2 separate regions of the Homo sapiens genome follow, and region 2 is linked to region 1. A link is an interaction called in ENCODE POLR2A ChIA-PET data of the cell type or tissue named here. Cell type or tissue: PC-9. All regions are shown on one strand. Each heading gives the region's core, and the rest is flanking DNA. Links, peaks and the distances in the headings are about the cores only.

Evidence for each region. Peaks named below come from ENCODE experiments on the same cell type or tissue, not always from the same donor. Only the 100,000 strongest peaks of a DNase experiment are listed, where the experiment ranks them.
Region 2: POLR2A ChIA-PET joins it to region 1 with 13 read pairs; 16 of 35 experiments call an interaction of 5 or more read pairs at or near these places.

The regions. Positions count from the first base shown.
Region 1 is chr3:10,113,726-10,129,865 of GRCh38, forward strand. BRK1 (BRICK1 subunit of SCAR/WAVE actin nucleating complex) reads left to right here and starts at 1,950. Exons shown (of 3, transcript NM_018462.5): 1 at 1,950-2,094; 2 at 11,901-11,983; 3 at 12,544-13,465. The coding sequence starts at 1,977. The coding sequence ends at 12,570. RefSeq lists enhancers at 1,758-2,047, 2,498-2,547. In PC-9, for the core only: no CTCF peak of the experiment used is centred there; no DNase peak of the experiment used is centred there.
Region 2 is chr3:10,195,309-10,211,448 of GRCh38, forward strand. IRAK2 (interleukin 1 receptor associated kinase 2) reads left to right here. Exons shown (of 13, transcript NM_001570.4): 3 at 5,061-5,207; 4 at 14,281-14,384. Among named protein-coding and RNA genes, the nearest start is that of IRAK2, 38 kb to the left of the region's middle. RefSeq lists an enhancer at 1,417-1,711. In PC-9, for the core only: no CTCF peak of the experiment used is centred there; DNase peaks (open chromatin) are centred at 8,783, 10,523 and 12,023; H3K27ac peaks cover 7,298 bases.

The DNA.
Region 1 (16,140 bases), core at 4,650-12,649:
GAGCCACACACCCAGCCACTGAGCCACATTTTTTCTTTTTAATAAAAAGCATTTACTGGCCGGGCACAGTGGCTCACACCTGTAATCCCAACACTTTGGGAGGCTGAGGCAGGTAGATCATCTGAGGTCAGGAGTTTGAGACCAGCCTGACCAACATGGTGAAACCCCATCTCTGGTAAAAAAAAAAAAAAATTAGCTGTGTGTGGTGGTGTGCGCCTGTAGTCCCAGCTACCTGAGAAGCTGAGGCAGAATTGCTTGAACCCGGGAGGCAGAGGTTGCAGTGAGCCGAGATCGAGCCACTGCACTCCAGCCAGAGCAACAGAACAAGACTGTCTCAAAAAAAAGAGCATTTACTGCATGCCAGATTGTAAGTATTCCCTGAAATGAGAATAAAGTTGTTCATATTCCACTACCTTAGCAAAGCAGATAGTGACTTTTTTTGTAGATCCTTCTTGTCCTCAAACATACATTTTTCCATAGTTGCAATTAAAGAAAAATGTGGGCCAGGCAGGGTGGCTCATGTCTGTAATCCCAGCACTTTGGGAGGCCGAGGTGGGCAGATCACTTGAGGTCAGGAGTTGGAGACCAGCCTGACCAACATGCTGAAACCCCGTCTCTACTAAAAAATACAAAAAATAGCCAGGTGTGGTAGCGGGCACCTGTAATCCCAGCTACTTGGGAGGCTGAGGCAGGAGAATCACTTGAACCCGGGAGGCAGAGGTCACAGTGAGCCAAGATCGTGCCATTGCACTCCAGTCTGGGCATTAACAGAGAAACTCTGTCTTAAAAAAAAAAAGTAAGAAAAGGAAGGAAGGAAGGGAGGGAGGGAGGGTATTTTGTTTTTCCCCTCAATTTATTGTATGTGTTTTCATGTTGCTTGTGTTCATAATTAGCATTTAAATGACTGCATAATAGGCCGGGCATGGTGGCTCATGCGTATAATCCCAGCACTTTGGGAGGCCGAGGTGGGTAGATCACCTGTCAGTTCGAGACCAGCCTGGCCAACATGGTGAAACCCCGTGTCTACAAAAAATACACAAATTAGCCAGGCGTGGTGACGTGAGCCTGTAGTCCCAACTACACCAGAGGCTGAGGCTGGAGGATAGCTTGAGCCCAGGAGTTCAAGCCCAGGAGTTCGAGGCTGCAGTGAGCCATGATCATGCCATTGCATTCCAGCCTGGGCGACAGTAAGACCTTGTCTCAGGCTGGGCGAGGTGGCTCACACCTGTAATCCCAGCACTTTGGGAGGCCGAGGCGGGCGGATTGCCTGAAGTCAGGAGTTCGAGACCAGTCTGGCCAACATGGTGAAACACCATCTCAACTAAAAATACAAAAAAATTAGCCGGGCGTGGTGGTGTGCGCCTGTAATTCCAGCTACTCGGGAGGTTGAGGCAGGAGAATAGCTTGAACCTGGGAGGCGGAGGTTGCAGTGAGCCGAGATCACACCACTGCACTCCAGCCTGGGCGACAGAGCAAGACTCCGTCTCAAAAAAACAAAAAACAAGAAAAAACCTTGTCTCAAAAAACAACACAAAAACACAAATTTCCTTCTGAAAGGGACTGTTCCAGTTTGCAGTGTGCCCAGCTATTTATGACCATATTATTTTTTAGACTCCGTCTAAAAAAAAAAAAGACTTGTATTTAATGTGATTTAATCGACTGTGCCCATCTCACTGCGGACACTGAGTGCGCAACCTGAGCCTGGAGCAGTTGAGGGAGACGGCAAGACCCCACGCGCCGTGTAACGACCATAACGCGCGTGCACTACAACCTCGCCGCCGGCGTCCAGGCTTCTGTGTTCTATAGCGTGGGAGTAGAGAGCAAACGCCGGCGAGGACGTGACGTTGCACAGGCCTATCATAGTGCCCGAGAATTCGTGGGTGCTCAAGAGGATGGGTGTGGCCTGGCAGCGCAGGCGCACTAGAGGCCTGTAGGGTCGGGGCGCCTGCGCAGTCGCTCTTCCTCAGGCGGCGGCCATGGCGGGACAGGAGGATCCGGTGCAGCGGGAGATTCACCAGGACTGGGCTAACCGGGAGTACATTGAGATAATCACCAGCAGCATCAAGAAAATCGCAGACTTTCTCAACTCGTTCGGTCAGCGGGCCAGCAAGGGGAGGCGGGGAGGAGGGAGGCCGCTGAGGTGGTTGGGCTGGGGCGCCGGGGAGATGCTTTGAGAGGACTCCCGCAGCCTTCGGCTGTTGCGGGTTTTCACTTCCTCCTTCAGGTCCCACCTTCTCCCTCCCGCCCTGACCCTCAGGCTCCCGTAGACAGTCTCTGTAGGGTTATCCTGCCCTACGCTGAGCTCATGGCTTCCTGCCATCCCTCTGGATCCATTCTACAAGTCCTTCTCCTAGACGCGTCAGGCAGCCCCATCCTCGCTCCGTGGTTCTTCTCCTAAGTGGTCTCCCTGCCTCCTTTGTACTCTGCATCCATTCCGGTCCCCACTTTGCACTCAAAGTGAGCATCCGGGACCGTGTCACTCCTCTGTTTCAAGACTGTTGACCGTTCCCCATCTTCAGGATCTGGTCGATACCCTCTAGCGTCGTGCCTTTTAGTTGGACCCGTTGTCAACCACTCCCGTCTTGTCCATTCCTTCCTGTTTCCTGTGTCTGCTGCGGTGAGAGTGGTGGGAGATGAGGTCAGAGGGATGCCAGGATCTTGTAGGACCTTGGAAGTCCTCTCTGTATTGCTAGTATATATAGCTTATGGTAGGTGTTCTGTCTGCTTCTAGCCCATTCCTCAGAGCTAACACAGGTCGGGTGCCTTCAGCAGAAAGATATCTTTACCAGAATCTTTCCTAGGCATGGCCTGCTTGTGACAGCCTTAAATTCTTCCTTATGAACAGCAAGCAAAGCAATCGAGATTCCTACCCCTTCTTCTCCAAGTGTTTAACAGAACTTGGCACTGGTTAGACTTTCTTGTGTAATTACAGGATATAGGGACTAGTGTACTTTGGAAAGATTTTTAAATGAATGATTCTCTAACTAAAGGACTGATGGCCTTAGGAGTACAAAGGTGACAGAGCAAGAGATTGTCAGAAAGCATCAGCGAGAGATGCTAGAGCTCCATATGAGGCCCTCTCTTAAGGCATAGTGGGAGACACAGAATAAGAACCACTTCCTACATTCAAAGAAGTTCTAATCTTGAAGATGAAATAATGACAACTTCAGGACAAAGAAGAGCATCATTTTTGTATTAAAGTATTTTCATACAGGGTGTTTAGGACTATAATCGTGGCTGAGTTCAATGGCTTATGTCTGTAATCCCAGCACTTTGGGAGGCCAAGGTGGGAGGATTGCTTGAGCCCAGGAGTTCAAGACCAGCCTGAGCAACATGACCAGATCCTATCTCTACAAAACAACGACAACAAAAAAATTAGTTGGGCATGGTCATGCACACCTGTTGTCCCAGCTACTCGGGAGGCTGAGACAGGAGGATCACTTGAGCCCTGAAGGCAGTGAGCCATGTTCATGCCACTGCACTCCAGCCTAGGCGACTGACTGAAAATTGAAAAGCCTAAGCTTAGGATTTGCAAAGGAGAAATGTCCCTTTTCTTGCTTTATAGGCAAGGAGATATCAGCTTGGATATTTTTATGTCTAATTTGTAAGAGTCACATTTTATGATCAGATAGAGAGTAAAGACTTTATTTGGGCTTTTCAACAAATTCTTTTTTTTTTTTTTTTTTTTGAGACAGGGTCTCACTCTAGCCCAGGCTGGAGTGCAGTGGCGTGATCTCAGCTCACTGCAACCTCTTCCTCCTGGATTCAAATGATTCTCATGCCCCCGCCTCCTGAGTAGCTAGGATTACAGGTGTGCACCACCACACCTGGCTGATTTTTGTGCTTTTAAAAATAGAGGCAGGTTTTGGCCATCTTGCCCAGGCTGGTCTCAAACTCCTGAGCTCAAGTGATCCACCCGCTTCGGCCTCCCAAAGTGCTGGGATTACAGGCCTGAGCCACTGTGCCCTGCCCCCAAAAATTCTAAACTAAGGAATTAGACATACAGAAGTCCAGTCTTTTGGAGCCAAAAGAAATGACTTCCCTTAGCTTAGATCATTATCCTCCCTTAAAGTGATGATAATGGCCAAATGTTTGGAGTAATTACTAGGTGGTTTTTAAAGATTTTAGAAAGTGAATTTAGAGAAAATAACAATTAAATACAACTAAGTAAGAAGAGAATTATAATGCAGGATTAACAGTCAAAGGAATTTGACTTAGCAGTTAGGTGTACCTGAGGCAAGTTCTTAAAGATTGGCATGGTGGCTCATGCCTGTAATCCCAGCACTTGGGGAGGCTGAGGCGAGCAGATCACCTGAGGTCGAGTTTGAGATCAGCCTGGCTAACATGGTGAAACCCTGTCTCTACTAAAAATACAAAATTAGCTGGGCATGGTGTTGCACACCTGTAATCCCAGCTACTCAGGAGGCTGAGGCAGGAGAATTGCTTGAACCGGGGAGGCAGAGGTTGCAGTGAGCAGGGATCGTGCCACTGCACTGCAGCTTGGGCAAAAGACGAGACTCTGTCTCCAAAAAAAAAAAAAAAAAAGATTGACACTATCACAATGCAAGAGTTTAGAAAAAGACCCCACCGGCTGCGAAACTGGATAAATTAAATTATAAGGATAGACTTGAGTATGTTGTCTTGGTATTGAATGAGTCAGGATGACTATGTATGGGATGTTTTTTTCCCATCCTAAGCCATTAGTAGGCTTGTACAATTGTCCCTTGAACAATACATGTTTGAAGTGCATGGATCCATTTACAGGTAGATTTTTTTTTTTGAGACAGATTTTCATTCTGTCACCTAGGCTGAAGTGCAGTGGCATGATCTCGGCTCACTGCAACCTCCATCTCCCAGGTTCAAGTGATTTTCTTGGCTTAGCTTCCTGAGTAGCTGGGACTACAGGTGTGTGCCACCATGCCCGGCTAATATTTGTATTTTTAGTAGAGACAGGATTCGCCATGTTGGCCATGCTGCTCTTGAACTCCTGGCCTCAAGTGATCCACCTCTGTTCAACCTCCCAAAGTGCTGGGATTACAGGCATGAGCCACTGTGCCTGGCCATAAGTGGATTTATTGCGATAAAAGTTATACAGTATGCCTACCTCTCCTGCCTCCCCTTCCACCTCTGCCACCCATGAGGTAGCAAAACCAACCTCTCTTCTTCCCCTTCTTCCTCAGCCTACTCAGCAGGAAGACAATGAGGATGAAGACCTTTATGATGATCCACTGCCATTTAATGAATAGTAAATATATTTCCTTTTCCTAATGGTTTTTTTTGTTTGTTTGTTTTGTTTGTTTTTTTGAGACGGAGTCTTGTTCTGTTGCCTGGAGTGCAGTGGTGCGATCTCGGCTCACTGCAAGCTCTGCACTCGCGCCACTGCACTCCTGCCTGGGCGAAAGAGCAAGACTCCATCTCAAAAAAAAAAAAAAAAAAGAATTTACTTTGAGGCCAGGCACAGTGGCTCATGCCTATAATCCCAGCACTTTGGGAGGCCGAGGCAGGTGAATCACTTGAGCTCAGGAGTTTGAGACCAGCCTGGCCAATATGGCGAAACCCCATCTCTATAAAAAATACAAAAATTAGCCAGGCATGGTGTCTCATGCCTGTAATTCCAAGCTACCTGGGAGGCTGAGGCATGAGAATCACTTGAACCCTGGAGGCAAAGGTTGCAGTGAGCCAAGATCGTGCCACTGTACTCCAGCCTGGGTGACAGAGTGAGACTCTCTCTCAAAGAAAAAGAATTTACTTTGAGGGAGCATCTGAAGTTCTTCAAATATGTTAGCAATTCTGTAGTCCTTACCCTGACCACAGAGAATCTGCATGGGCCATGTATTTTGGAGAGAGAACTGTTGTTCTAAGATAGTGAATGACTTTCTGAAAAGCATTTACCTTGTGATTCCTGCTGGTGAGAGTAGAGTCACAGTCTCCCACGTGAACTTGAGGACATACAAATCGTAATGTAGCAAAAATATCATAACACTAGGCCTATTTTGCACTTTGGAATTGGTGAAGTTTCTAAAAATAGATGGTTAGAGATTATCGCTTTTTATTCTTATGCTATTTTTTTCTGGTTCTAAAGGTAATATATGCAGAGAAGTATAAAGACAAAATAGAGAATGTGGCTGTTTTTTTAAAATCTTGGTTTTTGTACTGAGCCAACAAATGTAGCATGCCTGGTGTGTGTCAGATGCTGTGAGAAAGGAATAAATATGAATAAATGGGTATGATACCCACTCCTAAGACATTCAGAATTTTGCTGGAAAAGTAAGACTTAACTACAAAAACATTCCAAAAGAAAGACAGTTTTTGTTTTTTTTTTGAGACAGAGTCTCATTCTGTCGCCCAGGCTGGAGTGCAGTGGTGCAATCTCGGCTCACTGCAACCTCCGCCTCCCGGGTTCAAGCGATTCTTCTGCCTCAGCCTCCTGAGTAGCTGGGACTACAGGCATGCGCCACCACGCCTGGCTAATTCTTTTTTTTTTTTTAAGATGGAGTCTTGCTGTGTTGCCCAGGCTTGAGTACAGTGGTGCAATCTTGACTCACTGCAACCTCTGCCTCTTGGGTTCAACTGATTCTCCTGCCTCAGCCTCCCAAATAGCTGGGATTACAGGCACACACAACCATGCCCAGCTACTTTTTGTATTAGTAGTAGAGATGGGGTTTTGCCATGTTAGCCAGGCTGGTCTCAAACTCCTGACCTCAAGTGATCTGCCCACCTCAGCCTCCCAAAGTGCTGGGATTACAGGTGTGAACCACCGTGCCCGGCCTGACAGTATTGATTTTTGTAATGCTGAAGTTATATGCATTAAGTTCAGAGAAGGAGCTGTCTGATAACAGCATTTGTTTCCTAACGAGAACTGGTATTTTCAGTTAAAGGCTGGTGATAATGTACACATACTTGTGCTCTGGTTTCAGATTTATCCAGCTGCTGAATGCTTTCTCAGTGTTTTTTATTTGAACCAGCGTATACTTATTAGGATTTGAAATATGACCAAGGTTTCTGCAGTTGAACATTTTCTATTTCTCAACAGTGTTTATCCATGTAGGCCAGGAGCATAGTATTGTTCTTGAATTCTAATTCATTACCAGATTGACAGCTAGAACAGAATAGCCACCCAGGAAGGAAACTTCCCTCTCTCCTACCTCCCCCAATAATTTTCGTATGTCTTCATGGGAAATGGCAGGTTGTCAGAGATAATATTCATGCTCTTACTCAGTAGCATACATAACGTGCTTTCAGACTTCCAAAAACCAGACTGAAAAGAGGCTTGGTCCTGTTGGGCAGTTCCGACAGAAAGTGGCAGTACATCCAGGAAAAGGGGGATGCTGAAGTGATCATACTTAAGCTAGACCTGGGAATTCAAGCAGCACAAGCGTAAAAAGAATGAAGAATGTCCAGAAATGGCAAATCCATAGAGACAAAGATTAGTGGTTCCCAGGGACTGAGGGGTGACAGAATGGGGAGTGACAGGACTAAGAGGTATAAGGTATCTTTTGGGGATGATGAAAATATTCTAAAAGTAGATTATAATTATTGCACAACTCTGTAAGTATACTAAAAACCACTGAATTGTATACTTTAAGCAGGTGAAAGAATGGAAAGTGGCAGAGTTGGGCTGGAGACCTGGGGTATAAATTATAGCCCCGGAGGCACAGAAAGATGATAGTAGTGTGCATTGGGATGCACACAGTATGGGAAAGAATACCAGTGACCCAACATGGGCCCTCAGCTTACCTAGACCTCAGTTTTCCCACTTGTAAGGTGAATAGAGTTACACTAGAGTCAATCTTTTGTTCCACTAATATACCAGAATCCATCTTTTTTTTTTCAGTCAACATCTATGTACCAGGCAAGATGCTAAGGTTACAAGAGGCAATATGTACTTCTTTTGATTAACTTGTTCTAACGGTGAAACAGACATGTAAATAAATTGTAAATTACAAGTACATAAATATCATTTGGTTTCGTAACATGAATATTTTCCTATTTCATTAAATATTCCTCAAACTTTTTTTTTTTTTAAGACAGAGTTTCACTCTTGTTGTCCAGGCTGGAGTGCAATGGTGCAATCTCGGCTCACTGCCTCAGGTGATCCACCCACCTCGGCTTCCCAAAGTGCTGGGATTACAGGCGTGAGCCTCTGCACCCGGCCACTTTTTTTTTTTTTTTTTTTTTTTTTGAGATGGAGTCTCGCTCTGTTGCCCAGGCTGGAGTGCAGTGGTGCAGTCTTGACTCTCTGCAACCTCCGCCTCCTGGGTTTAAACCATTCTCCTGCCTCAGCCTCCAGAGTAGCTGGGATTACAGGTGTGCGCCACCATGCTTAGCTAATTTTGTATTTTTAGTAGAGACAGGATTTCTTTTTTTTTTGTATTTTTAGTAGGTATGGGGTTTCTCCATGTTGGTCAGGTTTGTCTTGAACTCCGACCTCAGGTGATCCGCCCGCCTCGGCCTCCCAAAGTGCTGGAATTACAGGCATGAGCCACCGCGCCTGGCCACTTGTAACTTTCAATGGCTATTTTAATAGTCTCATTAATACGCTATATCAAACCATTCCAATCATGGGCATTTGGTTTTGTTGCTTTTTCACCATCTTAAATAGTAGTGATGCACATTCTTATTTGTAAAATCTTTATCCAAAGAGGGAAGTCATAACCAAAGACCAAGTACATGAATAACTTACAAATTAGAAATTCAGAGGCTGGCACGGTGCCTCACGCCTGTAATCCTAGGACTTTGAGAGGCCAAGGCAGGTGGATTGCTTGAGTTCAGGAGTTTGAGATCAGCCTGGGCAACAAAGTGAGACCCCCATATCTACCAAAACAAAAAACAAAAAAATTAGCCAGGCACAGTGGCATCCACCTACTGAGTAGTAATTGCAGCTACTCGGGAGGCTGAGGTGGAAGGATCACTTGAACCTAGGAGTTGGAGGGTGCAGTAAGCTATGATTGCAACACTGAACTCTAGCCTGGGTGACAGAGCAAGACCATGTCTCTTTTAAAAAAAAAAATTCATCCGTAAATGTTTAGATAAATACAGAAGAGGAAGAATTATTATGTCCATCTGGCAAGACCTCTCAGAGATAGAATTTGAACTTAGCCTTGAAGGAGATAGGCAGGCAAGATGAGTAAGATTTGGACATAATAAGATGAAAGTTGAGGCAAGATCAGGGTGTAGGAAGATTTGTCAAAATGGATGCTGAAGCGCTTTTGCAAAACAGCCAGGGAATAGATGAAAAGGAAACTTGTTAGCTAAGTGTTAAATCATTGCGTGGGAGAGTCTCAGCGAATATTTCAGACTTGAAAACTGAAGTTTATTGAGAGATGACTGAACAACAATGTTGGAGGAGAGAGTAGAAGATAATGACCATGCTAAGATACCTTTTCTCTCATATGTTGAGAATAGTTGGAAAAAGAATAGTTCCTGTTACAGAAGTTTGCAGAGAAAAAGTTGTTTTAAATTAAATCTGGTTTCATTTTGAATGAGATGGTAAAAGAAGATTGGAAAAGCTAGAGGAAGAAGAATAATTTTGGCTGTTTTCACAGATGGAATGTGGGCTTTATCGGGTATTTGATGCTCTCCAACTTTTCTCTAGTTCTGAAAGGCCTTTGCCTCTAGGAGCAACAGTAGTGACATGGCTTTAATGAGCTCAGAACTCTCACACCTTCCCTCCCCATAATTTCTGCTGCTTTCTTGGCCTCTACTTTCTTTCCTTTTTTTTTTTTTTTGAGACGGAGTCTCACTCTGTTTCCCAGGCTGGAGTGCAGTGGTGCAATCTCGGCTCACTGCTACCTCCATCTCCCGGGTTCAAGCAGTTCTCTGCCTCAGCCTCCCGAATAGCTGGAATTACAGGCGCCCGCCACCACACCCGGCTAATTTTTTGTATTTTTAATAGAGACGGGGTTTCATTGTGTTAGCCAGGATGGTCTCCATCTCCTGACCTCGTGATCCACTGCCTTGGCCTCACAAAGTGCTGGGATTACAGGCCTGAGCCACCGTGCCTGGCCTTTTTTTTTTTTTTTTTTTTTGAGATGGAGTCTCACTCTGTCACCCAGGCTGCAGTGCAGTGGTGCAATCCCAGCTCACTGCAACCTCCGCCTCCCAGGTTCAAGTGATTCTCCTGCCTCAGCCTCCCGAGTAGCTGGGACTAGAGGCACCCGCCACCACACCCAGCTAATTTTGTATTTTTAGTAGAGATGGGGTTTCACCATGTTAGCCAGGCTGGTCTCAAACTTCTGACCTCAGTTGATCTGCCCACCTTGGCTTCCCAAAGTGCTGGGATTACAGGCGTGAGCCATCACGCCCAGCCTCGTTTCTTTCCTGTTGAGATTATTTTCTTATTCTTGCCATGTCCCCTCTCTTGAAAGTCTTAGTTAGGCCATTAGTAAATGGCTGTACAGCCTTGGTGTATTCATTTGCTATTCCTGGCATAACATATTACCACACAGGCTGGGCACAGTGGCTCACACTTGTAATCTCAGCACTTTGGGAGGCCAAGGCGGGCGGATCACGAGGACAAGAGATTGAGACAATCCTGGCCAACATGGTGAAACCCCGTCTCTACTAAAAATACAAAAAAAAAAAATTAGCTGGGCATGGTGGCGCACACCTGTAGTCCCAGCTACCTAGGAGGCTGAGGCAGGAGAATCGCTTGAACCCGGGAGGCAGAGGTGGCAGTGAGCCAAGATTGCGTCACTGCACTCCAGCCTGGAAACAGAGTGAGACTCCATCTCAAAAAAAAAAACCAAAAAAACAAATTACCACACATTTTGTGGCTTAAACCACATACATTTATTATTTACCATGTGTAGGTCATAAATCAAACACTGGTCACTGGGCTAGCAATCTTCACACCTTGGCCAGCAGTCTTCACACCTTGGCCTTCTGAAGTATTAGGATTACAGGCATGAGTCACTGCTCCTGGCCTGGGCTCCAATCAGGGTTTCAGCAGGACTGCCTTCCTTTCTGGAGGCTCTAGGAGAGGGTCTAGTTCCTCGAATATTGGGTTGTTGGCAGAATTCAGTTTCTCGTGGTTGTAGGACTGAGATCTCTGTTTTGTTGCTGGCTGTGAGCTGAGAGTTGTTCCCAGCTTCTAAAGGTCACTTACATCCCTTGGTTCATGGCTCCCTTCTTCCACTTTCAAAGCCAACAATGGCAGATTGCATCCCCTTCACACTTGGAATCTCTTTTTCTTCTTCCATTTCATCTCTGACCCCCTTCCTATGCCTTTCTCACCTACATTTGTGGACTATGATTAGATTGGGCCCAAATGGACAATCCAAGACAAACTCTAGGATCTCAAGGTTCTTAACCTTAATCATACCTGCAAAGCCCTGTTTCCTCATGTATAATCCATATTCACAGGATCCAGGGATTAGAGAAAGGACTTTTTTTTGAGACAGAGTTTTGCTGTTTGACCCAGGCTGGAGTGAAGTGGCGAGATCTTGGCTCACTGCAACCTTTGCCCCCCCCGGTTCAAGTGATTTTCCTGCCTCAGCCTCTTAAGTAGCTGGGATTACAGGCATGTGCCATCATGCCTGGCTAATTTTTGTATTTTTAGTAAGAGACAGGGTTTCATGATGTTGGCCAGGCTGGTCCCGAACTCTTGACCTCAGGTGATCCACCCGCCTAGTCCTCCCAAAGTGCTAGGATTACAGGCATGAGCCACCGTGCCCTGCAGGAAAGGACGTTTTTGTGGGGCCGTTATTCTCTACTTGCAACACTTGATAGGAAGTTCAGCAGATCCACTCTAAGCAACTGTGCTATGAGTGGATCTTAGCACTGTATCCATTTCCATTTGTATTCTGTGTATTATTCCTCTTTTTCATTGTAGGTGTTGTGTGTGTCTGTGTCTGTGTTTGGAGTGACATTAATCCTGAACACCAGTCTCTTTTTCTCAGATATGTCTTGTCGTTCAAGACTTGCAACACTAAACGAGAAATTGACAGCCCTTGAACGGAGAATAGAGTACATTGAAGCTCGGGTGAGTTTGATGGGCAAGGGCATTCCAGAGAGAATGCACATTTCCACTTATTGCTGAAAAAAACCTGAAAGCAGAAACAGTCTTAGGAAACTTAAGCACTGGCCGGACATGGTGGCTCACGCCTGTAATCCCAGCACTTTGGGAGGCCAAGACAGGTGGATCACTTGAGGTCAGGAGTTCGAGTCCAGCCTGGCCAACATGGTGAAACCCCATCTCTACTAAAAATACAAAAATTAGCCAGGCATGGTGGCTCACACCTGTTGTCCCAGCTACTCGGGAGGCTGAGGCAGGAGAATTACTTGAACCTGGGAGGTGGAGGTTGCAGTGAGCCGAGATCACACCACTGCACTCCAGCCTGGGTGGCAGAGTGAGACTCCATCTCAAAAAAACAAAAGAAGAGAAAAGTTAAGCATGTTGCCTGGATTTGAACCATGTTTCTGTGACTTCACAGCTATCTTCTTTTCTGCTATTTCTCACTGCCTAGGATCTAAAGATTTTTTTTTAGACCCCTCTAATCTTTTTTAATTTATCTAAATGTCAGTTTTCCTTTCCTTTCACAGGTGACAAAAGGTGAGACACTCACCTAGAACAGTGCCGTGCTGCTGCTGGGAAGTTGCTTTACACAACACAGGCCACATGGGAAAGGCCCCAGCAGCCTTCAGCTCCTTCCTTTCTCCTTAAAGAGCAACAGGGCTTATTCTTGTTTTTCTTTTTTCAAAAGTGTGGCCTTTGGGCTCTGCCATCTGGGGTGTGGTGTGGTATGTGGGAAGAAGTTCAGAGGAACCGTTGGAAACGACGTTAGGCATTTTACCTTTTCAGTAACATTTTATACATCTACTTGTCAATGTATTTGAGACATTCACAGCCAAAAGCCTGGGACTCTTTGTGAAGGTCCTCCTCACCTCTATCTTTCTTTCTCTCTCTCTCAAACTTTCCTTAAAGTTCTCATTGCCTTTGCACTGCTTCTGTGAACAGTCTTTGTCTCCTCCCCACCTTTGGTGGGAAGTGCGGGGCAGTCCTGGTCAAGACACTCATGCCCTGGCAATGTGGCTGCCAGAGAATGTTGTTGCTAACCCACCAGTTTCTTGTTGATTTGGAGAGGTCAAGGCCAGGCCCCCACTTGGCTTGAAGGGACATTTTCAGACTTTTCTTTCTGTCACTTGGAGTGTCTATGCCTCTCATATTTCCCTAATAAACTCCTCAACTTTTTATCTGACTGCTGTGATTATGGTGGGGAGAGGAGCTAGAGATGGGTTCACTTATTGCACAGAAATGTAATACATGGCGTTATTATTCTAACATAAAACTTTCAGATGTAGCTGTTTGATTCAAAGCCTAGGTGGCTTACCAGCCCAAGTCCCCATGTTTGGACTTTCAGCTGACTAGCTCATCTTGGGAATCATTTGGTCATTCAGCACATTTACCAAGTATTTACTATGTAGGCATGTTAAACTCCAATAAAACATACAGCATTGAATCAGACATGATGCTTACAGTCTTTTGAAATACCAGCATTCACACAATTTAGCCACAATCCAAGGAAGATTATTAGTTTTATAAGGCACAAGCTAAGTGTCTACTCTTTGAAAAGCAGATAGCCGGGTTCAGTGGCTCAGGCCTGTAATCCCAGCACTTTGGGAGGCTGAGGCGGGTGGATCACAAGGTCAGGAGATCGAGACCATCCTGGCTAACACGGTGAAACCCCAGCTCTACTAAAAAAAGATACAAAAAAAATTAGCTGGGAGTGGTGGTGGGCACCTGTAGTCCCAGCTACTCGGGAGGCTGAGGCAGGAGAATGGCCTGAACCCGGGAGGCGGAGCTTGCAGTGAGCTGAGATCGCGCCACTGCACTCCAGCCTGGGCGACAGAGTGAGACTCCATCTCAAAAAAAAAAAAAAGTCTACCTCAAGCCAAATTTCCCCCTGAAAGTTCTCCTGGACTTGACTTTTTCATTTAGTATTGCCCTTTTCCTCTTCTCAGTTCCTCCCAATCCTACCATGCTGACACTGTGCTTCAGCTCTGGATTTGATCTTGATATGGATTTATCTCTGATTTAGCATGTGCATCCTAGAATAGAAACGAACATCTTTGGCCAGGTGCAGTGGCTCATGCCTGTAATCCCATCACTTTGGCTGGGTGGATCACTTGAGGTCAGGAGTTCAAGACCAGCCTGGCCAACATGGCGAAACCCGGTCTCTACTAAAAATACAAAAATTAGCTGGGTATGGTCGCAGGCACCTGTAATCCCAGCCACTCAGGAGGCTGAGGTAAGAGAATTGCTTGAACCTGCAGAGATTGCAGTGAGCCGAGATCACGCCACCGCACTCCAGCCTGCTGGGCGACAAAGCGAGACTGTCTCAAAAAAAAAGAAGTAGTTCTAAAGTTCAAGTTTTAGGTTATCTGGTGCCGTCAGTTTAAAAGACACATGGATTTAATAGCAGACAGGTGCTTAAAAAAAAAGCATTGAGTTCCTGCTATATGCAAGGACCAGCATGATATAGTAATAGTGGCAAAAGTGATGGTATACTAGGCAGAAAAAGCTCTTCTTTTTATGACATTACATGTGAAAATGCTCAGTACGTTTTTTATTGGCTTCTAGATATTAATTGGCTGGGCACAGTGGCTCATGCCTGTAATCCCAGCATTTTGGGAGGCTGAGGCAGGTGGATCACTTGAGGTCAGGAGTTTGATACCAGCCTGACCAACATGGTGAAAACCCATCTCTACTAAAAATACAAGAAAAATTAGCCAGGCATGGTGGTGCCTGCCTGTAATCCCAGCTGCTTAAGGGGCTGAGGTAGGAGAATCACTTGAACACAGGAGGCAGAGTTTGCAGTGAGCCAAGATCGCACCACTGCACTCCAGACTGGGCAACAAGAGCAAAACTCCATCTCAAAAAAAAAAAAATCTTAATTTATTGTTATTAAAATAATATGCTCTAAACGAGTTAGTGCCCTTAATAGTACCATACTGCTAGGTGTGGTGGTGTGCGCCTGTAATCCCAGTTACTCAGGAGGCTGAGGTGGGAGGACAGCTTGAGCCTAGGAGGTCAGCACAAGCCTCAGCAACATAATGAGACCCGTCTTTATTTTTTTTTTTTAATTTTTCTATTTTTTTAGTTAGCTTTTTTTTTTTTTTTTTTGAGACAGAGCCTTGCTCTGCTGCCAGGCTGGAGTGCTGTGGCACAATTGCGGCTCACTGCAACCTCCGCCTCCCGGGTTCAAGTGATTCTCCTGCCTCAGCCTTCCAAGTAGCTGGGACTACAGGCACACGCCGCCACGCCCGGCCAATTTTTTGTATTTTTAGTAGAGACGGGGTTTCACTGTATTAGCCAGGATGGTCTTGATCTCCTGACCTCGTGATCTGCCTGCCTCAGCCTCCCAAAGTGCTGGGATTACAGGTGTAAGCCACCGCGCCCGGCAGCTCTTTTTTTCTTTTTATGTCCAGCCAACTCATCATAATTTTTTTAATTATAATTTTTTTAATCTACCTTTTTTTTTGAGACAGAGTTCGAGACCAACCTGGGCAATGTGGCAAGACCCCTATCTCCACTAAAAATACAAAAATTAACTGGGCATGGTGGCATGCACCTGTAGTCCCAGCTACTCAGGATGCTGAAGTAGGATTGCTCAAGCAATTCGCCTAGGAGGTGGAAGCTGCAGTGAGCTGGGATTGCACCACTGCACTCCATCCCGGGCAACAGAGTGCGACCTTGTCTTAAAAAAAAAAAATCTTGAGTGGAAAATGAGCTAAATTTTAAATTTTCCTCTAAGCCATTCATAGGCACCTTCAAGGGAACCTCTTCATGCCTGTATACTTTGAAATGTTTTTTACCCTATAATTTGGTTTAATTCACTTATTTACTGAAAAGCTGAAAAGTAAGAGGTTTGAACCCATGAGCTATTAGGCATAGATTGCAAGTCCCTTGATAATAAAGCAGTTTTCAGTCTGTCTTTAAAAATTAAGCTTGGGCCGGGCGCTGTGGCTCACGCCTGTAATCCCAGCACTTTGGGAGGCCAAGGCGGGCGGATCACGAGGTCAAGAGATCGAGACCATCCTGGCCAACATGGTTAAAGTGGATTTCAGAAGCAGGAAAAAATAGGGAGCTTATTGTCTGGCTGATCGTTACAGAAGTACCCAGTTCTGTCATTCCACTCT
Region 2 (16,140 bases), core at 5,366-13,365, 82 kb after region 1:
CACTTTGGGAGGACAAGGTGGGAGGATCACTGGGGCCTAGGAGTTTGAGCCCAGGCTGGGCAACATAGTGAGATGCTGTCTCTACACAAAATTAAAAATTAGCTGGGCGTGGTGTTGCCTGTAATCCCAGCGGCATGGGAGGCTAAGAGAGGAGGATAGCTTGAGCTCAGGAGTTTGAGGCTGCAGTGAGCTGTGATCACACCACTGCATAGCCTGGGTGACAGAGCAACACCCTGTCTCAAAAAAAAAAAAAAGGAACAGGACACTGAAGTTAAGTAAGGCTGTAAGTATCACCCTCATCCCCGTTTTACTGTGATGAGAACAATGAGGCTCAGCCAGGCAGGCCTCCGACAAGGAGAAGGTGCCTCATTTGCTGGGATCATGGGCGGTTCTGGGTGTAGGTGAGACCTTTAGGGAGCATTTTATACTGTTGCGGGCCTGGCCTCTGCAGGAGGTCACTGTTGGGAAGTGACTTCAGCGAGCCCAGCCGGCCCTGAGCCAGGGGAGCCACTGCTGCCCTTTTGACACAGATGTCACAAGGATGACAAGCCTTTCCAGGAGCATAAGCCCCACTTGAGGCAGTTTGAGGAGGGAGGGTGGAGGGAGAGAGGCAGTCTCTCCCTGCCAGAGAGGGGAGGCTGGGAAAGATGAGGACTGGGAGTGGCGGGGGGTAGCCTTCCAAGGGAGCACAGGCAGAGCTTTCACTTCTGTGCACCCTGGGAGCGACAGCTCTGTTCCAGACCCGTGCTTGAATCAGCACTCACCCCGACATTGTTCATTGTCATTCTGTACAAGGGACTGGTTTTCTGTTGTTGTTGTTTTTTGAGACAGAGTCTTGCTCTATTGCCCAGGCTGGAGTGCAGTGGCACAATCTTAGCACACTGCAGCCTCCGCCTCCCAGGTTCAAGCGATTCTCCTGCTTCAGCCTCCTGAGTAGCTGGGACTACAGGTGTGCACCACCACGCCTGGCTAATTTTTGTATTTTTAGTAGAGACGGGGTTTCGCCATGTTGGCCAGGCTGGTCCAGAACTCCTGACCACAGGTGATCTGCCCTCCTTGGCCTCCCAAAGTGCTGGGATTATAGGTGTGAACCACTGTGCCCGGCCTAGGGACTGTTTATTCTCCTCCTGGGCCTGTGGAAGGCAGTGGGATGCCATGAGGCAGACAGTGATCCTGTGATTCCTGCAGGCAAGGCCCTTGTTGGAGAGAAACTGGCTTCTAGACTCCGAGTTTCAGCCACAAAGGCCTTGGCCTGATGGCAATCAGGATGGGGGGGTGTGGCCTATAGAACCACTGAAGTGCCCGTGGAGCCCAGGTTGGGAGAGAAGTGCATGTTCTCTGGGTGCCCTTACGTCAGTGGTTCTGGGAGGAGACCCCGCCTTCCTGCCTCAGTGCTGCCTGCCTCCCTGTTTCCCTTGGGCAGGTCTTGTTCCCCGCTGAGCCTCAGCTTCCTGACTTGAGATCTCCAGGGTTGTGGGGAGGGTGCTTGAATTGAACGTATCAATACACAACGTGGACATTCGTTGGTGAAAAACAGAAGTGAGGTGGATCTGAATCTCATGAAGGGCTGATTCATCGTCTGCTCACTGGAGCCAGAGGGGTCCCCAGGGCAAACGCTACTCACACTAGCTTGGAAGACTCAGTTCTCGTCATTACTTTAGCTAGCTTGCTAACTGATTTTTTTTAAAAGAAGTATACTTTACTGTGTAAATAATGCATAATGATTTTGTTGAAAAATTCTATGATATGAATAAATCACAAAGAAAAAAACCCCACAATATAAAACAGGCCAGGCGCGGTGGCTCATGTCTGTAATCCCAGCACTTTGGGAGGCCGAGGCAGGTTGATCACTTGAGGTCAGGAGTTCAAGACCAGCCTGGCCAACATGGTGAAACCCCATCTCTACTAAAAATACAGAAAAAAAAAATTAGCTGGATGTGGTGTTGCAAACCTGTAATCCCAGCTACTCAGGAGGCTGAGGCAGGAGAATCGCTTGAATCCAGGAGGCAGAGGTTGCAGTGAGCCGAGATTCCTCCACTGTACTCTAGCCTGGGCAACAGAGTAAGACTCTGTCTCAAAAAAAAAAAAAAGAAAAAGAAAAAGAAAACTAAAAGACTCTCATCCTACTCTTCTTATCCTCAATATGTGGACTATTTAAGAGATAACCAATATTTTAAGACTATAACCACCACAGAAATAAAGGTCCCATATTTTGAGCTAAGCAGTGTCTCCATTAGTCTTCATAAAAGTTGTCCAAAGGAGGGCCGGGCATGGTGGCTCACACCTGTAATCCCAGCACTTTGGGAGGCTGAAGAGGGCGGATCATGAGGTCAGGAGATCGAGACCATCCTGGCTAACACGCTGAAACCCTGTCTCTACTAAAAATACAAAAAATTAGCCGGGTGTGGTGGTGGGCGCCTATAGTCCCAGCTACTCGGGAGGCTGAGGCAGAAGAATGGCGTGAACCTGGGAGGCGGAGCTTGTAGTGAGCCGAGATTGTGCCACTGCACTCTAGCCTGGGCGACAGAGTGAGACTCCGTCTCAAAAAAAAAAAAAAATTATTTAAAATATCAGTGACAGTAAAGAAAACACAAGGAAGAAGCCACTCAGGCCGGGCGCAGTGGCTCACGCCTGTAATCCCAGCACTTTGGGAGGCTGAGGAGGGCGGATCATGACGTCAGGAGATCGAGACCATCCTGGCTAACACAGTGAAACCCTGTCTCTACTAAAAATAGAAAAAATTAGCCGGGCGTGCTGGTGGGCGCCTGTAGTCCCAGCTACACGGGAGGCTGAGGCAGGAGAATGGCGTGAGCCCGAGAATCGGAGCTTGCAGTGAGCCAAGATCACACCACTGCACTCCAGCCTGGGCGACAGAGCGAGACTCCGTCTCAAAAAACAAAACAAAACAAAACAAAACGAAAATTTATTTAAAATGTCAGTGACAGTAAAGAAAACACAAGGACGAAGCCACTCATCACCCCCCGACATTCAGCCTTGTTGTTATTTTTGTGCATTCCCGATGTCTCCCCAACTCCTCCCACCCTGGGGAAGTCAGTGATCACCCCTTTGTTCCTGTTTGTCTGGGGATTGGGGCGTCTGCCCCTGGGGGAATTGGGGCTGGTGGTGGCAGTGATGGCAGTGGTGTTTCAATAGTTCTGCCCTAGCTGGGTGGGAGACAGTGAAACCAGTCCCAGGTTTGACTGTTGTTGGCTGTTTTACTTGACACAAGTCATTTCACTTATCTGAGCCTCAATATACTCAAAAATAAAATGCAGATAAACCTATGAACTACCAGAGATTGTTGTGAAAATTAAATAAATATGCACGGTGCCATACCAGTGTGGTGCTATGCAAATTTAGGTCCTATTATTTTAGTTCAAAAGCTTGGGTTTGAAAAGTGAGGTCCCAGGGTAACAATTGGTTTTGTTTAGAGAGGCACAGTTGACCAGTTCAAAGAAATGTTGCTGGAGATGTTTTGTCCCAGCCCTACCTGGGACATCTGTTGTGACATCCCCTGTGTCATGCTTTATGTCATGCTCTGTGTGACATCAAGCGAGTCAGCAGCCCTTCCTGGGACTTCAGTGCCCCAGTTTTTGTCATTCTCAAACATGAGTCTATCCCAAACCACCAGAGAATGAGGGACTTGAATGCAGGGCTATAGCATCAGGTTTTATCTGGGAGGCAATGGGGAGACAGAAAGATTCAGGCTAAGGAGTGTGGACATTATCTAGGCAATGGGGAGCCCCATAAAGGCTTCAAGCAGGGAAGTGACGAGGCCAGATGTATACTTTGGTAAGAAGTAGCCTGGCAAGGGTGTGGAGGCTGCCTGAGCTGGCGGCAGGGCCCAGCCAGAAGGGATAAGATCAGGGCCCAGTGGAGGAGGGGAGAGGAAGCTGTTTCACAGAGCAGCTCTGAGAAGCTGGCTGGAAGCTGAGGTTGACACACCCTCGAAGCACCTTTGGGGTTTCCCAAGTTGATGTAAAAAGGAAATGATTACCCTCGAGAAGGCAGGGGAGTTCTTCGGCCAGTCCTGCGTGCCTTTGGCATGTGATCTTAGCAAGTCATTTAACCTGCTCAGGCCTCAGTTTCCTCATCTCTGAACAGGGATGAGAAGCAGAGATGTTGTGAGGATTCATGTCTGTGCAGCTGGGCCTGGGCCTGGTACAGCCCGTCCTCAGTGGCCATGGCTGCTGTTTTAGGATTCTCATCCATCAAGTGGGAAGGATGCGTTTGTCTCCACTGCGTGAAAGGGAGGTTGTAGGACAGCCAGAACTTTGATCCCTAGGGGCTGGAGTGGGAGCTTAGAGGGATGGTGTCTTTGACCCGCTCACGTGTTCAGGGAAATGTGCAGTCTACAGCGCCCATTCCCATCTCTACTCTCCTTTCCCACATGACACCCCAGCGGGAGGCAAACGGACGCCATTATCACCTCCGTTTTATAGGTGAGGGAAGGGAGACCGAGAGGAGGAAGGTGACTTGTTGGAGGTCACACAGCTGGTTGGGTGGAAGCAGGTGTATGTGACTTAGCACGTCAGAGCTCCACCTTCACCAGGACTGCCATGTTCAGCCACTGCTCTTTTTTTTTTTTTTTTTTTTTGAGACAGAGTCTTGCTCTGTCGCTCAGGCTGGAGTGTAGTGGTGCGATCTTGGCTCACTGCAAGCTCCGCCTCCCCGGTTCAAGTGATTCTCCTGCCTCAGCCTCCCAAGTAGCTGAGACTACAGCCGTGTGCCACCATGCCCAACTAATTTTTGTATTTTTAGTAGAGATGGGGTTTCACCATGTTGGCCAGGCTGGTCTCGAACTCCTGACCTCAGGCAGTCCACCCACCTCGGCCTCCCAAAGTGCTGGGATTACAGGTGTGAGCCACCGCGCCTGGTCTACCGCATTTTACAGATGGGGAGGCCGGGGCCAGAAAGGGAAAGACCCTCCCGCCCTGCAACACCATGCATTTGTGGCAGAGCCAGAATTAGAACCCAGGTCTCTGACTTCCAGAACCAGTCTCTCAATGGCTACCCCACTTCATGGAATAGTAATAACTTTCTTTCCACCTTGTTTTCAGGGAAACCGGCTCCTGAAATCAGGTGTCCCATTCCAGCCTTCCCTGACTCTGTGAAGCCAGAAAAGCCTTTGGCAGCTTCTGTAAGAAAGGCTGAGGATGAACAGGAAGAGGGGCAGCCTGTGAGGATGGCCACCTTTCCAGGCCCAGGTATTTTAAATTTAACTTTTTTACTTAAAGCACTTTTATTTAAGGAAATGAAGATATATCTATAAGGACATTCAGCTTAGCATATAAGAGCAAAAAATTGAGGCTGAGCATGGTGGCCCATGCCTATAATCCCAGCTCCGTGAGGCTGAGGCGGGAGGATGGCTTGAGCCCAGGAGTTTGAGACCAGCCTAGGCAACCTGGTGAGACCTTTTCTCTACAAAAAATTTTAAAAAAATCATCCAGGCATGGTGGCATGCACCTGGTAGTCCCAGCTATTCAGGAGGCTGAGGTAGGGGGATTGCTCGAGCCCAGGAGTGCAAGGCTGTGGTGAGCTATGATCACACCACTGCACTCCAGCCTGGGTGACAGAGCGAGACTCTTCCTAAAGAAAGCAAAAAATCTGGCAACAACAATGGGGGATAATAAAATTAATGTCAGACAGTCACAACAAAGTACTATCAACAGTGATGTAGACGTGCATATGTACATGGAAACATACTGACAATATCGGGAGGTAGAAAAGTAGAAAAAATCAGGTAACAAAATGTATATAACATCTGTTACCATTTTTGTGAGCAGAAAAGAAATAGCTCGGTAATTGGAGGCTTTCTAGTGCCAGACACTATTCCAAGTACTGTACTTCAAAGATATTGACTCATTTAATCTTCAACTAACTATGAATTAGGTATTGTGATTATGCCCATTTCATGGATGAGAAAACTAAAGCACAGCGAGGTTAACCAACCTGGCTGAGGTCATGTACTGCCGGGTCCCTGTTTTCACCAGTGGTCTCCCGTGTCCCCAGCACAGGTTGGCCCTGCGTGCAGGCTCTGGACCGGATGTCTGACCATTTCTCTGTCCATTCTCCATAGGCCCCGGCCCTCGCAGCCATGCAGTGGGGAATTGAGGGGTGCTTCCTGCCCACCACTTTCCTCCCCTCCATCAGTCACAGTCTGCTGAAGCCCAGAGAGGGAGAGCAGCTTGCTTAAGGTCACACAAATAGGAAGTAATGTCTGAGCTGTGTGATTTGAACACTCACATCCCTAAGCATCATACTCACTGCTATCCCAAATCCTTTTGGACCACTTCAGATTTGTCTCCGTCGCCTGTGCCCAGGCAAGGGCTCAGGGACAGTTTCCAAATGACAGAATGGCTCAGCCAGCAGATGACCTCCCTAGGGGAGCTGCTGCTCAGCCCAATCTCCATTCTCACCGCCTCACCCCTGGAGCCCTGCCTCACCTCCTGTCTCCTGCGGCCTCCTGAGTGGTGAGCCAGAGACCCCAAATCCATGTAATCTCAGTTCACTGTTGCCGTTTCTGAAGCCAGGGGCGGCATCAGCTGAAAGGAACATGTTTTGTGGGCTTTTGTATTAGACAGACTCATATTTGAATCCTAGTGCTGCTGTTTTGTAGAATGACTTAGCGTTTGTACCTCAGTTTACTCATTTGTAAAATGAGGAGAATAATAGACCCTATTTCATCACGTTGTGGTAAGAAATCCTGCACCTGAGTGTTGCACCATGGAGGTGCTCATTAAATGTTATCTGATATTATGAACATTCCAGACACTCCAGATAGGTTGAATCTAGAAAGTTAATTCTAGGCCAAGGAGTCTGGATTATTTCCTGTAGCTAAATATATGTATTTTTAAGTGTAGACTTTTGATCAGCAATGAAAGATAAGGGGAAATGGTCCTGACCAAAGGGAAAATTATAACAAAATAGGGAAATTGTAGGGGCGTGCTGGTCAGGATGGAAGAGGTAATAGGCATAGCAGTTCCTTCTGGTATTCTTTATCTAGGTTACTGTAAAGATAAACATCACAGCCAGCCGGGCGTGGTAGCTCATGCCTGTAATCCTAGCACTTTGGGAGGCTGAGGCGGGTGGATCACGAGGTCAGGAGATCAATACCATCCTGGCTAACACGGTGAAACCCTGTCTCTATTAAAAATACAAAAAATTGGCCGGGCGTGGTGGCGGGTACATGTAGTCCCAGCTACGCGAGAGGCTGAGGCAGGAGAATCACTCAAACCCAGGAGGCGGAGGTTGCAGTGAGCTGAGATCGTGCCACTGCATTCCAGCCTGGGTGACAGAGTGAGACTCTGTCTCAACATAAAAATAAAAGTAAAATAAACATCACATGTCTCTGTCAGCCTTTGCTGTTTACTTTCTTTCCTTTTTTTTTTTTTTTTTTTTTGAGATAGGCCTTGCTCTGTTGCCCAGGCTAGGTGACGGTGGCACGGTCATAGCTCACTGCAGCCTCAACTTCCCTGGCTGAAGCAATCCTCCCACTTCAGCCTCTCAAGTAGCTGGGACTACAGGTGTACATCACTACGGCCGGCTAATTTTTTATTTTTGTAAAGATGGGATCTCATTATGTTGCCCAGGCTGGTCTCGAACTCCTGGGATCAAGCGATTCTCCCACCTTGGCCTCCCAAAGTGTTGGGATTACAGGCATGAGCCACTGCACAGAGCCCTATTTACTTACTTTCTTTTTTTGGCAGTGGGATGGAATCTCTGTCACCCAGGCTAGAGTGCAGTGGCACAATCTCGGCTCATTGCAACCTTTGCCTCCCGGGTTCAAGCGATCCTGCTGCCTCAGCCTCCTGAGTAGCTGGGACTATAGGCACGCACCACCACGTCTGACTGATTTTTGTATTTTTTGTAAAGATGGGGTTTCGCTGTGTTGCACAGGCTGGTCTTGAACTCCTGGGCTCAAGCAATCCACCTGCCTTGGCCTCCCAAAGTGCTGGGATTACAGGCGTGAGCCACTGCACCCAGCCCCTATTTGCTTTCTTGATGGCACTTGGAGCAAATGTGCCCAGGCAGGTCAAGATGATAACTACAATTTGCAGGCAGAGACAGGAAGTTGATTGTCTATCTTTGCCTAAATTGAAAATAAGAAATCATTCATTTCATCAAACCACCCAAAGCTTGTCTTCTTTCGGGAAAACCCCAAGGTTCCACTGAGCCCCAGAGTTCAAACTCATCAATTATCTTAAAGGATTTTGGTAGGAGTGAAGTATACTGAGCCCACATCTTGATCCCTGTGATACCCTGGCTCCCCCTTGCAGTAGGTGGGAAGGAAGTGGGAAGAGACATGGAGGAGGAAAATATGTTTGTTTGTTTTGTTTTTTGAGACAGAGTCTCGCTCTATCACTAGGCTGGAGTGCAGTGGCGCGATCTCGGCTCACTGCAGCCTCTGCCTCCTGGGTTCAAGTGATCCTCCTGCCTCAGCCTCCCGAGTAGCTGGCACTACAGGTGCGCGCCACCACGCCCAGCTAATTTTTTGTATTTTTAGTAGAGACGGGGTTTCACCATGTTGACCAGGATGGTCTTGATCTCTTGACCACCTGCCTCGGCCTCTCAAAGTGCTGGGATTACAGGCATGAGCCACCGCGCCTGGCTGAGGAGGAAAATATGTGAGCAGAGGAGCCATGGATAGGCTATGAGCACCTCGGCAAAGCAGTCTCGAAGCTAGAATTCAGATGAAAGGGTTTTGAGCAGCTGAAATAACTGTTACAAAGCCTTAGCTGTAGGAGAGGCCACTGGGCTATCAGTCAGAATCTGTTTACTTACTCTACACATAGTTTCACCAGCCTTGGTAAAATACCAAGTACTGCATGTGTCACAGCCTGACCTTTGTGCTCTATAAACATCAGCTCTTTTTACCTGGACAAGAAACAGACCATTATTGCTCTTTTTACATTTGAGAAAGCTCAGATAAGTGAGGCACAGCTCATCTGAGGTCAGATCTTGAGTAGTGCTGGAGCCAGCGCTTGAGCCAAATTCTGTTTGATACTAATAAAGGAGATGGGGCAGCTGGGGGTAGACCCGCTGCCAGCATCAGGGCAGGACATAGAAGACCCCATGTCAGATACAGTGCCGCTGCTTCTGCAATTCTTGTACCTGCAATGACACAGCTCGGCAGGACCAGAGGTGGTGCATTTTGCTTGAGAAAGCAGGCATATTAGCCTCAGTAGAATAGCAACAAAAAGGCCAAGGCAGTCGGATCACCTCAGGTCAGGAGTTCGAGACCAGCCTGGTCAACATGGTGAAACCTCATCTCTACTAAAAATATAAAAATTAGCTAGGCATGGTCTCAGGCGCCTGTAATCCCAGCTACTTGGGAGGCTGAGGCAGGAGAATTGCTTGAACCTGGGAGGCGGAGGTTGCAGTGAGCCGAGATCACGCCACTGCACTCCAGCTTGGGTGACAGAGAAAGACTCTGTTTCAAAAACAAAAACAAACAAAACAGAGCAAAAAAGAAAAGCAAGAAAAAGAAAGCTTCTGGAAGCATTTCCATAGGAAATGGTTTGTTTTTTAGCTAAGTCCTGGCACTTGATCTGACCTCTGATTAGCTGTGCCTCACTCTTGGAAACAAGATTATGTAGAAGCCCCAAGCCCCATCTATCACTATCACCCAACAAGTATCCCATCTTGTTCATCTACTCTCCTGCCCCATCTCCCTCCCCTCCCTTAGCCATTATTTTAAAACATTTTTATATGAAAAAATTACAAACATACAAAAGCCAAGAGCATAATGACCCTCCATGTCCCCATCAGCTGGCTTCAGTAATGATCCACCCATGGCCAACTTCTGATTAGTTTGTATGGAATCCAGGGAGATTTTCATATCCTTGATAGCTGGAGAATTCCTTCTCATTCTCCTCTCTCTGCCCTTGGACATACAGTGGGGGCCTTTAAAGATTATGGTTGTGAGTTTCTCCTACCACAGATAACTACCCTAGGCACGAGGAGCCAATCCGATTAGACCCCAGAGGAGGGGAGGGCTGGGTAGGGAGAGATGGAGAGTAATGGCTGGTGGGTCCTGTCTGATTTTCCAGACCAGAGTCCATTTCTTTTCCCCAAGACCACAGGGATAAATAAACCCAACTAATAGCCCTCATGTGTCGCAGGAGCAGGCCTCAGGGATTCCCCCAAACTGAGAGGCCTGGGGGAGCCTCCTGAGCAAACCCCAGGCATTAAGTCAGATAGGAAACTCATGACTTGTGTGAGGCAAGCTCTGACCTCAGATTTACTGGGCACAGAAGGACCCTGTGTGCAGAGACAGCCCTGCCCTGTGGCCAGGCCTGGCAGCAGGATGGAACTCAAGTTAGTCTGGAGCAGCGGTTCCCAGTGTGGGGCCCACACCTGCAGTGGTACACAGAACCTGGGTGTTAGCACAAATATAGATCATGTGTAGAAGAACTAGGGACTTCATGGATATTACTGTTTAACACAAGGCTGAATACATAACACTGGAATTAAAGTTGGTTGAAAGAAAACCGTCAGGTGACTCATAGTGAGGTGGCACAGACATGGCCAAAAACTTGGAGACCGGATGAACATAACTGCAGTCTGAGGGATGCGGGCCAAGGGTACTGAGCTGAGGCCAAGAGAAGGCAGGGCAAGGGTGGAAGTGGCCATCACAGAGCAGCCTTTCTGCAGGACGGGGGCCCTGTGCTGGCCAGCAGAGGCCTCCATTAGTCCAGGTCCTTGGTGAGAGGCAGATACCAAGACAGGATAGGATTTCATCAACAAGATAGGATTTCATTAGGACAAATACTTGCAAGAAAATGCAGAGGGAGCTGGGCAAGGCTGGGAGAGCCTTGGGACCATGGTGCGCCATTTCCGAGGAAGGCTGGGTGGGCACTTGCTGGCCTGCCTTCGGTCTAAGGCAGACTCTCCAGGGTGTCCGTTGGCCATCACAGTCCTATCTGCCTAGTGTACCCTCTGCACACAGTGCCTGGGGAACAGCCCCTGGGAAGCATGGTCCGGATGCAGATGCAGGGATTGATTGGAGCCAGCCACAGCCAGGCCCGCAGATAGCCAGGCTCCCAGCAGCTGGGGGTCTCCAGCTCGCATTCTCCTGGCTGCTAGATTCACACAGCAGCAGGGCAAAGATCCCAGGAATGAGGCTGAGGGCAGCCCCTTGACAGGCTCCAGACCTTGTCTCAGGTGATTTCATGTTATCAGCTATCTGTGTGGGTTAATTGTTTAGCCAGGCTGATTTTACTTTCAGTCTCGTGAAATAAAATTTTTTGTTTTTTGTTTTTTGAGACTGAGTCTCGCTCTGTTGCCCAGGTTGGAGTGCAGTGGTATGATCTTGGCTCACTGCAACCTCTGCCTCCCAGGTTTAAGCGATTCTTGTGCCTCAGCCTCCTGAGTAGCTGGGCCTACAGGCATGTGCCACCATGCCCGGCTAATTTTTGTATTTTTAGTAGAGACAGGGTTTCACCATGTTGACCAGACTGGTCTCGAACTCCTGACCTCAGGTGATCCACCTGCCTCAGCCTCCCAAAGCGCTGGGATTACAGGTGTGAGCCACTGTGCTGGCCAAAACAAATTTTTTTTTTTTGATACAGTCTCGCTCTGTCCCCCAGGCTGGAGTGCAGTGGCACAGCTCAGCTCACGGCAACCTTTGCCTCCCTGGTTCAAGCAATTCTCCTGCCTTAGCCTCCCAAGTAGCTGGGATTACAGGCACTCGCCATCATGCCAGGCTAATTTTTGTATTTTTGTAGAGATGGGGTTTTACCATGTTGGCCAGGCTGGTCTTAAACTCTTTTTGTTTGTTTTTTTGTTTGTTTGTTTTGAAGTGGAGTCTCACTCTGTCACCCAGGCTGGAGTGCAGTGGCACAATCTTGGCTCATGGTCTTAAACTCTTAACCTCAGGTGATCCACCTGCCTCGGCCTCCCAAAGTGCTGGGATTACAAGCCTGAGCCACTGTGCCCAGGCCAAAATAAATTTTTTAATAGCCAAAGTTCCAGATGAGTCATTCCTTTCCTGATGTTGTAAGCCACAAATACCTGAAGCAGGTAGATTTATCCAGTAATCTTGGGGTCAAGTCCAGTTTCCTTTGGAAGGGTCAGGTCCCCAGTTACTCAGAAGCTGTCCTTGCCATGGGGCTTCCTAGGTATTTCCAGATGATGATGTTTGAAGCCTCTGGCCTTTGGCCAAGGCCTGCTTCTGTGCGGACCAGCCACCATGGCTCACCTCACCCACGGTCTGTGCCTGCGCCCACCGAGGAGCCCCCCTACCAGATGGCCTCATTAGTCTTCAGATTAATCTTCACATGGGGCCTAGTGAAGAAATTTCACCCTCTTTAACCTCACGTTTAAGTGACCCTAAACTACTTGTCAAACATTCCGTCTTGTGAATCTTGTTCACTCACTAAGGGATTGGGGCATAGACATGGCCAAGCATGGTGGCTCACGCCTATAATCCCAGCACTTTGGGAGGCCGAGGCAAGTGGATCACTTGAGGTCAGGAGTTCAAAACCAGCCTGGCCAACATGGTGAAACCCCATCTCTAATAAAAATACAAAAATTAGCCGGCATCATGGCGCACGCCTATAGTCCCAGCTACTTCGTAGGCTGAGGCAGGAGAATCGCTTGAACCTGGGAGGGGGAGTTTGCAGTGAGCTGAGATTGTGCCACTGCACTCCAGCCTGGGTGACAGAGTGAGACTCTGTTTCCAAAAAAAAAAAAAAAAAAAGAACATAGACACTGGAACCACTGATGACTGTGTGCCCCATGTGAAGATTAATCTGAAGACTAATGAGGCCGTCTGGTAGGGGGGCTCCTCGGTGGGCGCAGGCACAGACTGTGGGTGAGGTGGGCCATGGTGGCTGGTCCGCACAGAAGCAGGCCTTGGCCAAAGGCCAAGGCCCTTGGAAAAGTGACTTAACTTCTCCATGCCTCATTTCACCATCTGCAAAGAGGCAATGAAAATGGTGCAGTGGTACCTTATTTCCTGATTGGCATGAGGATTAGATGAGTTAACGCACGGGAAGGATTTTTTTTGAGACAGGGTCTCATTCTGCCTCCTAGGCTAGAGTGCAGTGGTGTGATCATGGCTCAATATAGCCTTGACCTCCTGGGCACAAGTGATCCTCATCCTCCCAAGTAGAGGGGACCACAGGTGTACACCACCATACCTGGCTATTAAAAAAAAATCTTTTGTAGGACTGAGCGCAGTGGCTCATGCCTGTAATCCCAGCACTTTGGGAAGCCAAGGTGGGCAGATCACGAGTTCAGGAGATCGAGACCATCCTGGCTAACACAGTGAAACCCCATCTCTACTAAAAATACAAAAAATTAGCTGGGTGTGGTGGCGGGCGCCTGTAGTCCCAGCTACTCGGGAGGCTGAGGCAGGAGAATGGTGTGAACCCGGGAGGCGGAGCTTGCAGTGAGCCGAGATTGTGCCACTGCACTCCAGCCTGGGCAACAGAGGGAGACTCCATCTCAAAAAAAAAAAAGAAAAAAAATCTTTTGTAGAAACGGGATCTTGTCATGTTGCCCAAGCTGATCTCAAACTCCTGGGCTGAAGCAATCCTCCTGCCTCAGCCTCCCAAAGTGCTGGTATTACAGATGTGAAGTATTTAGAACAGTGCCTGGCATGATGTTTGCTAACTCATGTACCTAGATGTTAACTTACTCCAGCCCCGGGCCCTTCTACTGCCCCACCTCTGCATGGGCTGGTTCCACTGCCCCATATCTGCTTGTTGAAAACGTTTCTCCATATTTCAAGCCCAGGTCAGGTGCCACTTCCTCTGTGAACCCTCCTCATCTCCCAGCCTGTTATGGTCTCTCCTGCCTCTGACCTCGCTCTCCCGTGGGATGTATCCTCGGAGGATAGTTACTGCATCCCTGCCCTGGTGGAGGTTTCTGGAAGGCAGGCTTGGTAGCTAGTTCACCTCTGTGTCTTTTTCTGCTCTTTGAGTAGGAGGTGAGATAGTGCAGGGCCTAGAAGTCAAACAGATTTCCGTCTGAATTTCGGCTCTACCATCTACTGGCTGGGTGGTCCTGAGCACTGCGTCTACCTCCGGTGTCTCCGTGTCTCCACTTGCCAACTGGGATGATAAACAGGCCCCAGGTTGTAGGGGAGTCAGAGGCTTATCCTGAGGTGATGCTTGAGGAGTGTGTTGGTTGGCACATGGTGGGTGTCAGGAATTGGCAGCAACAAGTGTTTGGGGAGTGAACAGGAGACTGGCATAGTCTGAGGACTAGACCAGGATCCCTCCTGTCTTCCTCCCCGAGGCTGCATCCTGACCCATAGTCCCTCCTTTCCAGGGTCCTCTCCAGCCAGAGCCCACCAGCCGGCCTTTCTCCAGCCTCCTGAAGAAGATGCCCCTCATTCCTTGAGAAGCGACCTCCCCACTTCGTCTGATTCAAAGGTAAATCCACCCCTCGGCTGCAGCCCCCAAGCCATGTCTCCCAGCGTGTAGTTCCCTCTCAAAAATGCAATTTCTCTACCCCTTGAGACCAGTTTAAGGGTGGAGAGGAGAAAGGAAATTGCCATCAAATTACCCCAAGCTTCTAAGACTGTAAGTAGAGGAGGTCAATAATAGCGGGGAGAGGGAGGGAGGGCACTTCAGTGAATATACTTCTTGTTTTTTAATTTGTTATTATTATTATTTTTGAGACAGAGTCTCGCTCTGCCACCCAGGCTGGAGTGCAGTGGCACGATCTCGGGTCACTGCAACCTCCGCTTCCCGGGTTCAAGTGATTCTCCTGCCTCAGCCTCCCAAGTAGCTGGGATTACAGGTGCATGTCACCATGCTCGGCTAATTTTTTGTATTTTTAGTAGAGACGGGGTCTCACCATGTTGGCCAGCTTGGTCTCGAACTCCTGACGTCAGGTGATCCACCTGCCTCCGCCTCCCAAAGTGCTTGGATTACAGGCATGAGCCACTGCACCCGGCCATTATTTTCTTTTATTATTTTATTTTATTTTCGACCTGTGGTCTCAGCTACTTGGGAGGCTGAGGCGGGAGGATGGCTTCAGCCCAGGAGGCAGAAGTTGCAGTGAGCTGTGATCCTACCACCACATTCCACCCTGGGTGACAGAGTGAGACCCTGTCTCCAAAAATGTATGACCATATTGGTACGAAGATAAATAAAATCCAAGCAGGATTAAAAATGAGGACATTTCTTTGACTCTAAAAGTCCATTTATTTTCTTCTGATTTTAAAATAAATTAAAATGTTCTGATGGCCCCTAAAAGTGTTGTGAGCCTAGACCCTTTGCATCCAGTGCCTGGGGGAGAAGCCAGCTTTGCATGAGTGTGGTTAATGAAGCTCTTCCATGTCCCAGGTGTGGTGTCACATGCCTGTAGTCCTGGCTATTTGGGAGGCTGAGGTGGGAGGATCGCTTGAGCCCAGGAGTTGGAGACCAGCCTAGGCAACACAGGGAGGCCCCATCTCTAAATTAATAAATAGATCAACCTTCCATGAAGGATAAACCCAACACTTTGGGAGGTTGGTATGGGAGGTTCACTTGAGCCCAGTACTTTGAGACCAACCTGGGCAACAGTGTGAGATCCTGTGTCTACAAAAAAGTTTTTTTTGTTTTTGTGTTTTTTTTGAGGAGTCTCGCTCCATTGCCCAGGCTGGAGTGCAGTGGCACGATCTTGGTCACTGTAACCTCTGCCTCCCAGGTTCAAGCTATTCTCCTGCCTCAGCCTCCTGAGTAGCTGGGATTACATGCACATGCCAGCATGTTTGGCTAATTTTTTTTTGTATTTTTAGTGGAGACAGGGTTTCGCCATGTTGGCCAGGCTGGTCTTGAACTCCTGGCCTCATGTGATCCGCCCACCTCAGCATCCCAAAGTGCTGGGATTACAGGCATGAGCCACCGTGCCTGGCCAAAAAGTTTTTTTGAGACAAAGTCTCCCTCTGTTGCCCAGGCTGTCTCGACTCACTGAAACCTCTGGTTCCCCAGTTTAAGCGATTCTCCTGCCTCAGCCTCCTGAGTATCCGGGATTATAGGTGTGTGCCACCACGCCTGGCTAATTTTTGTATTTTTAGTAGAGACACGGTTTCACCATATTGCCCAGGCTGGTCTTGAACTCCTGGCCTCAGAGGATCCGCCTGCCTTGGCCTCCCACATATGGTGAGATTACAAGCAGTGAATCACTGTGCCTGGCCTCGCC